Regions from separate parts of the Homo sapiens genome. Here regions 1 and 3 are each linked to region 2. A link is a contact called in ENCODE Hi-C or POLR2A ChIA-PET data. All regions are on one chromosome and are shown on one strand. The core of a region is the stretch at or near the end of the contact, and the rest is flanking DNA. Distances in the headings are between cores, read along the strand shown.

Region 1 (2,700 bases), core at 54-2,553, 110 kb before region 2:
TCTAGTCCCAAACTCAGGCTGAGTCTGGTCCCGGTTCTGCCTCTTATTAGCTGTGTGACTCATCCAGAAAACGAGGGAATCCCTTCACCTCTGACAGTCTGACGAACCAACAGTGCTTTGCCCAGATCCTCCACCAGGGTCCCCCAAACCCACCATGTGAAGTCTCGCCTCTAGACTGATGCTCACAATCTCTCCACCCCCTTGCCTGGAGCACTGCTATGGTTTGAATATTAGTCCCCTCCAAAATTCATGTTGAAATGTAATCCCCCATGTGGCAGTATGGACAGGTGGGCCTTTAAGGAGTGATACGGCCCTGAAGGCACTGCCTTCACGATGGATTAATCCACGCAGGGATTAATGAGCTAACAGAGCGCAGGAGTGGGACTGGGGGCTGTCTCCGAGGAAGAAAAGGCCTGAACAAGCACACTCGGCCCCTTCGCCACGGGATGCCTGCACCACCTCGGGACTCTGCAGAGTTCCCTCCAGCACGAAGGCCCTCACAGATGCAGCCCCTCAACCTTGGACTTCCCAGCCTCTGTAACTGTAAGGAATAAACTCCTTCTTTATAAATTACCCAGTTTCAGGTATTCTGTTATCAACAACAGAAAACAGACCAAGACAAGCACTCACCCTCAGCTCTGCTTCCTTCAGGAAAACTCCCAAGATAAATCTGGTTAATATCGGCTGTGGACAACCCCAGTGTCTGCTTGGGTGGCTAACTGTCCAGAGAAGTTTTTCCTGCCCCTCTCATTAGACCATGAAGTTGTGGAGAGCAGAGACCACACGGCCTCAGCCCGGCCTGCCCAGTGTGGGGTGGTCACTTAATGAGAACTGACGGGCTGCTAATAGGATGGCCCACCTGGGACACAGGAGGGGAGAAGCAGAGAGAGAGGCAGGGAAAAGAGGCAGGAAGACTCGGGAAAGTCAAGAGCAACCTCAGGAAGGTGAGAAGCACAGGAGGCAGAAAGGGATGAATGCAGAGGGAACCCCAGAGCCAGCCACAGCCCTCCAGAGAGCAGGAGGCGGGACACGAGCCCACCCGGCCAGCACTGAGTGTGAGGAGCGGGGAAGGCGGGGAGCAGGCAGAAGGGGGCGAGAAGTTGTTCGAATCCCACCACCTGCACGCTAGGCTAGGCCGACTGTGAGCCTGGCCAAAGGAGGTCAGGGTGGCCAGCGTTGGCTGTGCCAGGGGGAGGGTCACACAGTGACAGGGCAGAAATGAAAGCGGCCGTGAGCAGGAGAAGGCAAGCACCCCGGGCTCGGGAGCCGGCCCAGGAGGGTAAGAGGTGCTCAAGGGGAGGGCTGGAGCCAACAAGCGTGGGAGACTCAGCTCAGAAATAGCAGGTGTTAATCTGCCGTGCTGCTTTGCATGTCATCTGCATGTCTGCCTGGCCTTGGTCAGCGTGTCCTATGCTGGATGTTCCGTGGGCGGAGCTCGGAGCAGGCCTAACCCCTGTCCTCAAACAGCTAAGGCCGGGTCCCCAGGTCGGGAATCATCCTCTTAGCCCCACCCCATACCCCACCGGGCCGGCCCACTTGGAAAGGGGCTGGTGGCCTTTGGATGCAGGGAAGTGAGGGGGGAGAAAAGACCAGAGCTCTGGGGATGCTAGAAGCAGCTGGGGGCTCAGAATGGGGCTGGGGTACACAGAGGATGGGAAGCGCAGATGCCCCAAGGGAAGATGAGAAGACAGGAGGGGAGCAGCCACGGTGAGCTGAGGTCTGAGTCAGCTCTCAGCTCGGCCTCCCATTCCGCCTCCCAGAGGGCCCATCCCACACACTGGGGGTGAGCTCAGAGCTATCTATAGCTCCCAGCCGGGCTGGTCAGCACTGCCTGCTGAGAGCCCTCCATCAGTCCCCACGCAGTCCTGCCTTGGCTCGGCCCCCGGGACTGGTAAGAAGAGACGGGGTGAGCGGGTGTCTGGATCCCAGCAGAACCTATTCTCATGCAGGACAGGTGCTGTGGGGGCTGGGCGGTTGTCAGAGCCTGCAGTACAGCCTCCAGGGCCCTGCCCAGGGCCTGACCCACCTGGAGCCAGGGCCAGGCAGTGGAGGAGCAAGGCCATTCAGCTGACAGAGGAACGCCAAGCTCGGAGGCAGGAGAACTGGGTTAAAGCCCCACTCTCCACTTCCAACTTGAGAGACTGGGAGAAACTCTTGGCTTCCCTGAATTTCCATTTCTGCATCTGCAAGCAGAGGTGCCATTCCTCCCTCCTTGAAGGGACCGTTGAAAGGACCGAAAGATCACAGATGCCCAGGATGCTGGGAGCGCTGACGTGTTATGAAGCACAGTGAAGCAGCACCTCTGCCTCTCCTCACTCTTCCTCCAGGCCCTCCCGAGCGTCCCCATCCCATGCCCCTCCCTGGGTCTCAGCACAGGGGAGGAGCAGCATCCGAGATGCCAACACGGCCAGGACAGTTTGCCAAACCATTTTCAGTCTGCTTCCCTGAGTCAGTGGCTTCCCTCCTGCCAAAGAGAATTCCAACCCAAGTCCTGCCAGAGATCCACAGCCCGGCGCTTCCCCAGGGTTGGTCACGGTCTCTTAACCCCAGTATCTTTATATGTGAAGCAGGGACAGAAATATCTACCTATAACAACTAAATAAAACTAAGCATCCACCCAAATGTCTGTCGGCAGATGAACAGATAAACAGAATGTGGTCTATACAATGGAATATTACTCAGCCTTAAAAAGGAAGGAAA
Region 2 (2,700 bases), core at 117-2,616:
GAACAAATTTCAGAGTGCAGCTATCACCTCAATAGAACTTGACGAAAAAGGAAAATACATGTTCTTTACCCCCAACAACTTTGTGACAATTTTTAAAAATGGTTTAAAATTGTTTAAATATCTACTAGTGGAAATATCAAACTAAATACTTACACGTCAAATCATTTTTTTTTTAAGGTGACAGGATGTCACTGCGTTGCCCAGGCTAGCGAGCTCAGTGGCCCAACACAGGAGTTTGGAACTCCTGGGCTCAAGGAATCCTCCCTCCTCAGTCTCTCGAGTCGCTGGAACTACAGGCGCGCACCACCGTGTCCGGCCAAATTTTAATTGATTGACTGATTGATTTTATTTTATTTTATTTTTTTCTAGAGATGGGGGTCTCGCTATCTTGTCCAGGCTGGTCTCGAACTCCTGAGACCAAGCGATCCTCCTGCCTTGGCCTCCCAAAGTGCTGGGGATAATAGACGTGTTCCAAGGCGCCTGGCCCCAAATCTTTGTCTTGGTAATGGAATAAAAAGCGGGGTATACAGTTGGCGTGTAGGGCTTAAATCCTCAGATGACGCCAAAGTTTCTAACCAATGATTTCAAACGGCTTCCCATTAACTTCTCATTAACCTAGCGAACAAGAAAGTGACACGCTGAGATTTTGGATCCTTTTTTTTCCGAGGCTCTCCCTCTGGCAGAGAAAGAGGCGCACAAACAAGGGGTGTGGCCCACTGGCAAATCAGTCAGACCATCCCGAATCAGGGACAAACACTGGAAAGCAGAGAGGAAAAAGAAGTTTCGCGTTTCCGCTCCTCGGACTCTGCTCCAGAATTCAGCTTTACCCGTCCGAAGCAGCGGCGTCAGAACAAGCTACTAAACATCACCCGCACCGCCTCCCGGGAGGGGCTGGGTCCCCTCTCGGCTGTGACACCGCCGGGCAGTGGGAGCTGAGCGGGGCCAGCGCCTCTCCCCCGAGGGAAACCCGAGGCCCAGAGGGGCCGAGGGAGCCCGTCACGAAAACTCCAGAAGTTCCTAAGCAGGGACCTGAACCAAAGGTCTCTGCCCACGGCGCGGGATGTAGTGCCGCCGCTCCACTTGAGAAAGGGGTCCCCACACGGGAGTAGGGCGAGGGGGTCGCCTCCCGCCGCCGAAACCAGTCCCTCCCTGAGTCGCCAAGTCCCGAGTCCCGCCCTCTCCCCGCAGGGCTCCCGGAGAGGACCTCCGCCTTCTCGCTTCGCCCCTCCGCCTCGCTCAGGAGGAGACCTGCCACGGCCCTGTCTGACCTGTCGCCGCTGGGACTGAGCCGGCAGCGCGAAGCCTCCATGCCCGCCACCGAGGAAGCCCCCACCACGTACACACTCTTCCCCGCCGTCGCTAGAGTGGCTAGGCTGGCACGCCGCCGCGTCCCGCCTCCTGGCAACCGCGTTCCACACTGTCGCCGCCGCCGATTGGTCCGTGTTCTCGTGGCTCCTGTCTCATTGGCTATTGCCGGGGCCCAACGATGCGGGAGGGTTGCTAAGGGGCGGGAGGCGAGCGGGAGTTAAACGCGCCTGCGCGGGGGTGGGGTGACGCGAGCTAAGGCTTGGTCCTCTGGAGCGCCTCGCGGGGCCGGTACTGAGCGGGAAGACTTTGTTTTTGCCTGGGCCTCGCCCGCCGCGCGGCCAGCAGGCGAGTCCGGTCAGAGGAGTCTCCTATACCGCACCAACCGCCACGCACGCAACGGCTCCTCGCACCCCCGCCATTTTTACCGAGCCCACCCAGAGCGCTTCCCGAGGTCTGCCCTGTGAGGATGTACAGACCTCTGCCGCTTCCCATTCTGGCCCCTGCCCTGATACCAGCGGCCTTCGTGGACCCCCTCTGGTACCCTCTCCACTCCATCAGTCACTCCCAGTGAAACGCATCTTCCATAGGCTGGCCTTGAACTTCAACTGCACAGAACTTAAGCTTCCCCTACTCCAGCCCAAGCTTTTAGGTCATTCCTAGACCTGCTCTACAGACTCCCCTAAAGCACACGAGGGAATCCAGAGACTTTAATTTTTTGAGACAGGGTTTCTCTCTCGCCCAGACTGCAGTGCAGTGGCCCGGTCTCAGCTCACCGCAACCTCCGCCTCCCAGGCTCAAGCGATTCTCCTGCCTCAGCCTGTGGAGTAGCTGGGATTACAGGCAGGGGCCACTACTGCCTGGCTATTTTTCGTATTTTTAGTAGAGATAGGGTTTCACCATGTTGGCCAGACTGGCCTCTTAACTCCCGACCTCAAATGATCCACCCGCCTCAGCCTCCGAAAGTGCTGGGATTACAGGCGTGGGCCCGTCCTGGAGACTCTTTCCATCTACCTTTCTACCTCCTGTGGGCCTTCCTCAAACATCCATAGCCCACCGTGAGAGCCCCTGTCTAAATGTGTACTCTTGTCTCCAATAAATCCCGTCCCCAAATGTCAGTCCCTTTCTCCCTACCGACATGCACATTATAGTCCCTACAAAACATCCTGAGTCCTGACAAGTCACTGCACAAATGGCTTTATGGCGTTCTAAGGTCAAAGTTGTTTCCACATTGGTTTTGAACCTACAAGTTAGTACTTTAGGAGGCACACGCTGAGAGTGGACCGTTACACTGCCTGGGTCAGCGTGCACTCACTGTGTGACCTGTGCATGGTTCATTCTCTGCATCAAACTCCCATCTGTAAAATATACAGTAATCCCTGCTTGATCTAGTTG
Region 3 (2,700 bases), core at 1-2,500, 78 kb after region 2:
CATAAAATTGGACTGCTTGGCAGTTCATGAAGAAACACGAAAGCCCAGAAAACATAACACAAATTTATGAGAATAACTCTTTCCTCCCCAGAGAGGGTAGAGCCAAAAAAGGCCTCATAAGATACCTTCTGCATCACAGCACTAGGGGGCGGTGGGAAATAAGTACAGGACAGTTAAGGAACTGTGAAGCAGGGAGGCCGAGTAGGAAGATAGGGCAGAGGGTAGAAGGGGGCAATACAGTGCTTTGCATTAGAACTATGAAATAGATGATAAATGAAAAGATAAAGTCTGCAAAAAAAAGAGCATCAGACACTATTCCCTTTAATGCTCCACCGGAGAATCCTCTCCATACTTTAGTCAATGCATCTCATTACATTTTATTATCCGGTGACTATTACACAGCTTGATTATGAGCTATCTGAGGACTGGAACTCTCTCGTTCATTTTTGAATTCCTAGAATGTAGCAGAGTCCTTGGTGCATAATGAGCAGTTCAGTAAAGATTTGCAGAAAAACAGAATAAAATACTAACACCACCACCACCACCACTAACACTTAAGTGAGCACTAAACTGTGTGCCAGGCATTGTTTTACCTGCTTGACCTGTGGTAATTTATTTAAAAAACGAGAAGGGCTGGGCACGATGGCTCAGGCCTGTAGTCCCAGCACTTTGGGCCAACATGGTGAAACCCCACCTCTACTAAAAACACAAAAATTAGTCGGGCGTGGTGGCGGGCGCCTGTAATCCCAGCCCCTTGGGAGGCTGAGGTAGGAGAATCGCTCGAGCCCGGGAGGCAGAGGTTGCGGTGAGCCGAAATCAAGCCACTGCACTCCAGCCTGGGTGACAGACGGAGCCTGTCTCAAAAAACAAACAAAACCTCCCAAGGAACAAAACCAACCACGAACACTGAAGCTATCAATAAAGTTTTTCTCTCTAGCGCTCCAAACTAGCCACAGCGCGCATGCTCACGCTCACGTGGCACGCTCGGGCGGCCTCTTCCACTTCCCTTGCCCCGTCCCTGCACAGATCCAGGCTGTCTCTTGCGGTGCGCATGCACCTACCGTATCGTTATCAACGTCTCCGAGGCAGATTGCGTGCGGGAAGAGGCTCCCGCTGAACTCCAGCGCCACGCGCTGCACGTAGCTAACTGACCTCATGGCACCTCCAAGAGCAGAGGGAGCGGAGAGGCCCAGTAAATATTCCCTGAACCCCCGTCGCGACAGCCGCCAGAGCGGAAGGCCACCTAAGGCAGCAAGTTACGTCACTGCCTGAACCTCCAATCTCTGCCTCTTCCTCCTTTAACCTTACAGAGGAGGCGGGTCTTCCGGGCTTGGAGGCGGGCTTCCCAACTCTGATGTGAGTGACAGGCCCACGGGCCACTCCTTTTCTCCACAGGGCTGCAGACCGTGGGTAAACCAACCCTGACGGGGGTCGATCTGTTCCCTTGGCAACAGGGCTCCCAAGGGCTTGACCTAATAACCTTGACCTTTTTCCTTTGTTTCCCTGGCAATGAAGATTCCTAGCCATCAGACCATTCCTGAGAATCTTACTAATCTTCGTAATAACTGATAATTGCATGGTTTTGAAAAGTGTTTTTAAAAAACTACCCATTAGGAGTGAAAACAATGTAGTGAGTTGCAATCAGCATATAAAAAATTAAATACAATAGTAATATACCAAGTGACTCCCAGGTAGTAAGGTAAGTACAGTTTTTGTGAAACTCTTGTTTCAATTGTATATACTTATATGTGTATACTGGCTTATAATGTAAAAAAAATTTTTTTTTTCAGTGTATGTGTTTTCTGGTCAATAGTTTAAAAGCCACCTGCTGCAAAGCACATTTCACATATTTCACATAATTAGTTCAGCCACTATGCGAGCTTTTTTTTTTTTTGGCTGAGGAAAACAGGTTCAGCAAGATTAAGTAAAATGGCAGAAGGAAGGATTGTGGGGCGGGGTGCGTGCTCAAACCAGAATTGTTTGATCCCAAACCCTAGGGCCTCTCCATCATTTACTATCATAGTTCGTAGGAGAGTCTTCAGGCTGGAAGTGAAGGTTGCCTGGATTCCGGATCTGCTCTGTCTTGTGGCCCCCCAGCACAAAGCTCTTGCATCTCAACCTCAGTAGCCTTACTCTTGTAGCACAGATGGGACTGTCACTCTCATGGCTGGCTTCTTGGGATACTTTCTTTCCATGTTGAATCCAGTTCTGCCTTTCTTTGGGGTGCCTCGTCAATCAGGGCAATATTTATGAAATCATACAGGTGTTCAATACATTTTTAGATTTAGGTCTAAAAACCCAGGCTGACTCGCACTTGGTGTTTCAAAAAAAAAAAAAAAATGATTCTACCTTATCTGGGATTTTGGACCAGGGGCTGTTCCTTTTTATCTTTTTTTTTTTTATTTTTATTTTTATTTTTTTTTGAGACAGAGTCTCGCTCTGTTGCCCAGGCTGTAGTGCAGTGGCGCAATCTCGGCTCACTGCAACCTCTGCCTCCCAGGTTCAAGCAGTTCTCCTGCCTCAGCCTCCCGAGTAGCTGAGACTACAGGCGAGCGCCACCACGCCCAGCTAATTTTTAATTTAATTTAATTTAATTTTTTTTTTTTTTGAGACGGAGTCTCGCTCTGTCACCCAGGCTGGAGTGCAGTGGTGCGATCTCGGCTCGCTGCAAGCTCCGCCTCCCGGGCTCAAGCCATTCTC

Evidence for each region. A loop is a pair of places that touch in the nucleus more often than their neighbours do. ChIA-PET counts read pairs that join two places held with the same protein, here RNA polymerase II (POLR2A). Pooled maps may share reads with other maps.
Region 1: a pooled map shows a loop between it and region 2 (2.1-fold over the local background). The contact joins the enhancer-like site here to the promoter of TULP3 in region 2. A Hi-C loop is called at or near these places in 3 of 50 pooled maps. POLR2A ChIA-PET finds 5 or more read pairs at or near these places in 6 of 52 experiments (A673, AG04449, H1 and 2 more).
Region 3: a map of CD8-positive, alpha-beta T cell shows a loop between it and region 2 (19-fold over the local background). The contact joins the promoter of ITFG2 here to the promoter of TULP3 in region 2. A Hi-C loop is called at or near these places in 13 of 168 maps with a recorded cell type or tissue (CD4-positive, alpha-beta T cell, CD4-positive, alpha-beta memory T cell, CD8-positive, alpha-beta T cell and 8 more), 23 of 37 single-sample maps with no recorded cell type and 26 of 50 pooled maps. POLR2A ChIA-PET finds 5 or more read pairs at or near these places in 10 of 52 experiments (CD4-positive, alpha-beta T cell, CD8-positive, alpha-beta T cell, Caco-2 and 7 more).

What each region holds. Positions count from the first base shown.
Region 1 is chr12:2,998,174-3,000,873 of GRCh38, reverse strand. All of the region lies in intron 3 of TEAD4 (TEA domain transcription factor 4), which reads right to left. Among named protein-coding and RNA genes, the nearest start is that of TEAD4, 40 kb to the right of the region's middle. RefSeq lists a silencer at 1,357-1,651. Within about 2 kb of position 1,303, at least 11 of the 41 ENCODE cell types and tissues checked have a DNase peak (open chromatin) inside an H3K27ac peak, as active enhancers do.
Region 2 is chr12:2,889,557-2,892,256 of GRCh38, reverse strand. It overlaps TULP3 (TUB like protein 3), which reads right to left and starts at 1,366. Exons shown (of 11, transcript NM_003324.5): 1 at 1,269-1,366. The coding sequence starts at 1,309. RefSeq lists a silencer at 1,471-1,520 and an enhancer at 1,791-1,970.
Region 3 is chr12:2,811,218-2,813,917 of GRCh38, reverse strand. ITFG2 (integrin alpha FG-GAP repeat containing 2) reads right to left here and starts at 1,250. Exons shown (of 12, transcript NM_018463.4): 1 at 1,062-1,250. The coding sequence starts at 1,157. It overlaps ITFG2-AS1 (ITFG2 antisense RNA 1), which reads left to right and starts at 994. Exons shown (of 4, transcript NR_146317.1): 1 at 994-1,356. RefSeq lists enhancers at 974-1,223, 954-1,703 and a silencer at 1,334-1,423.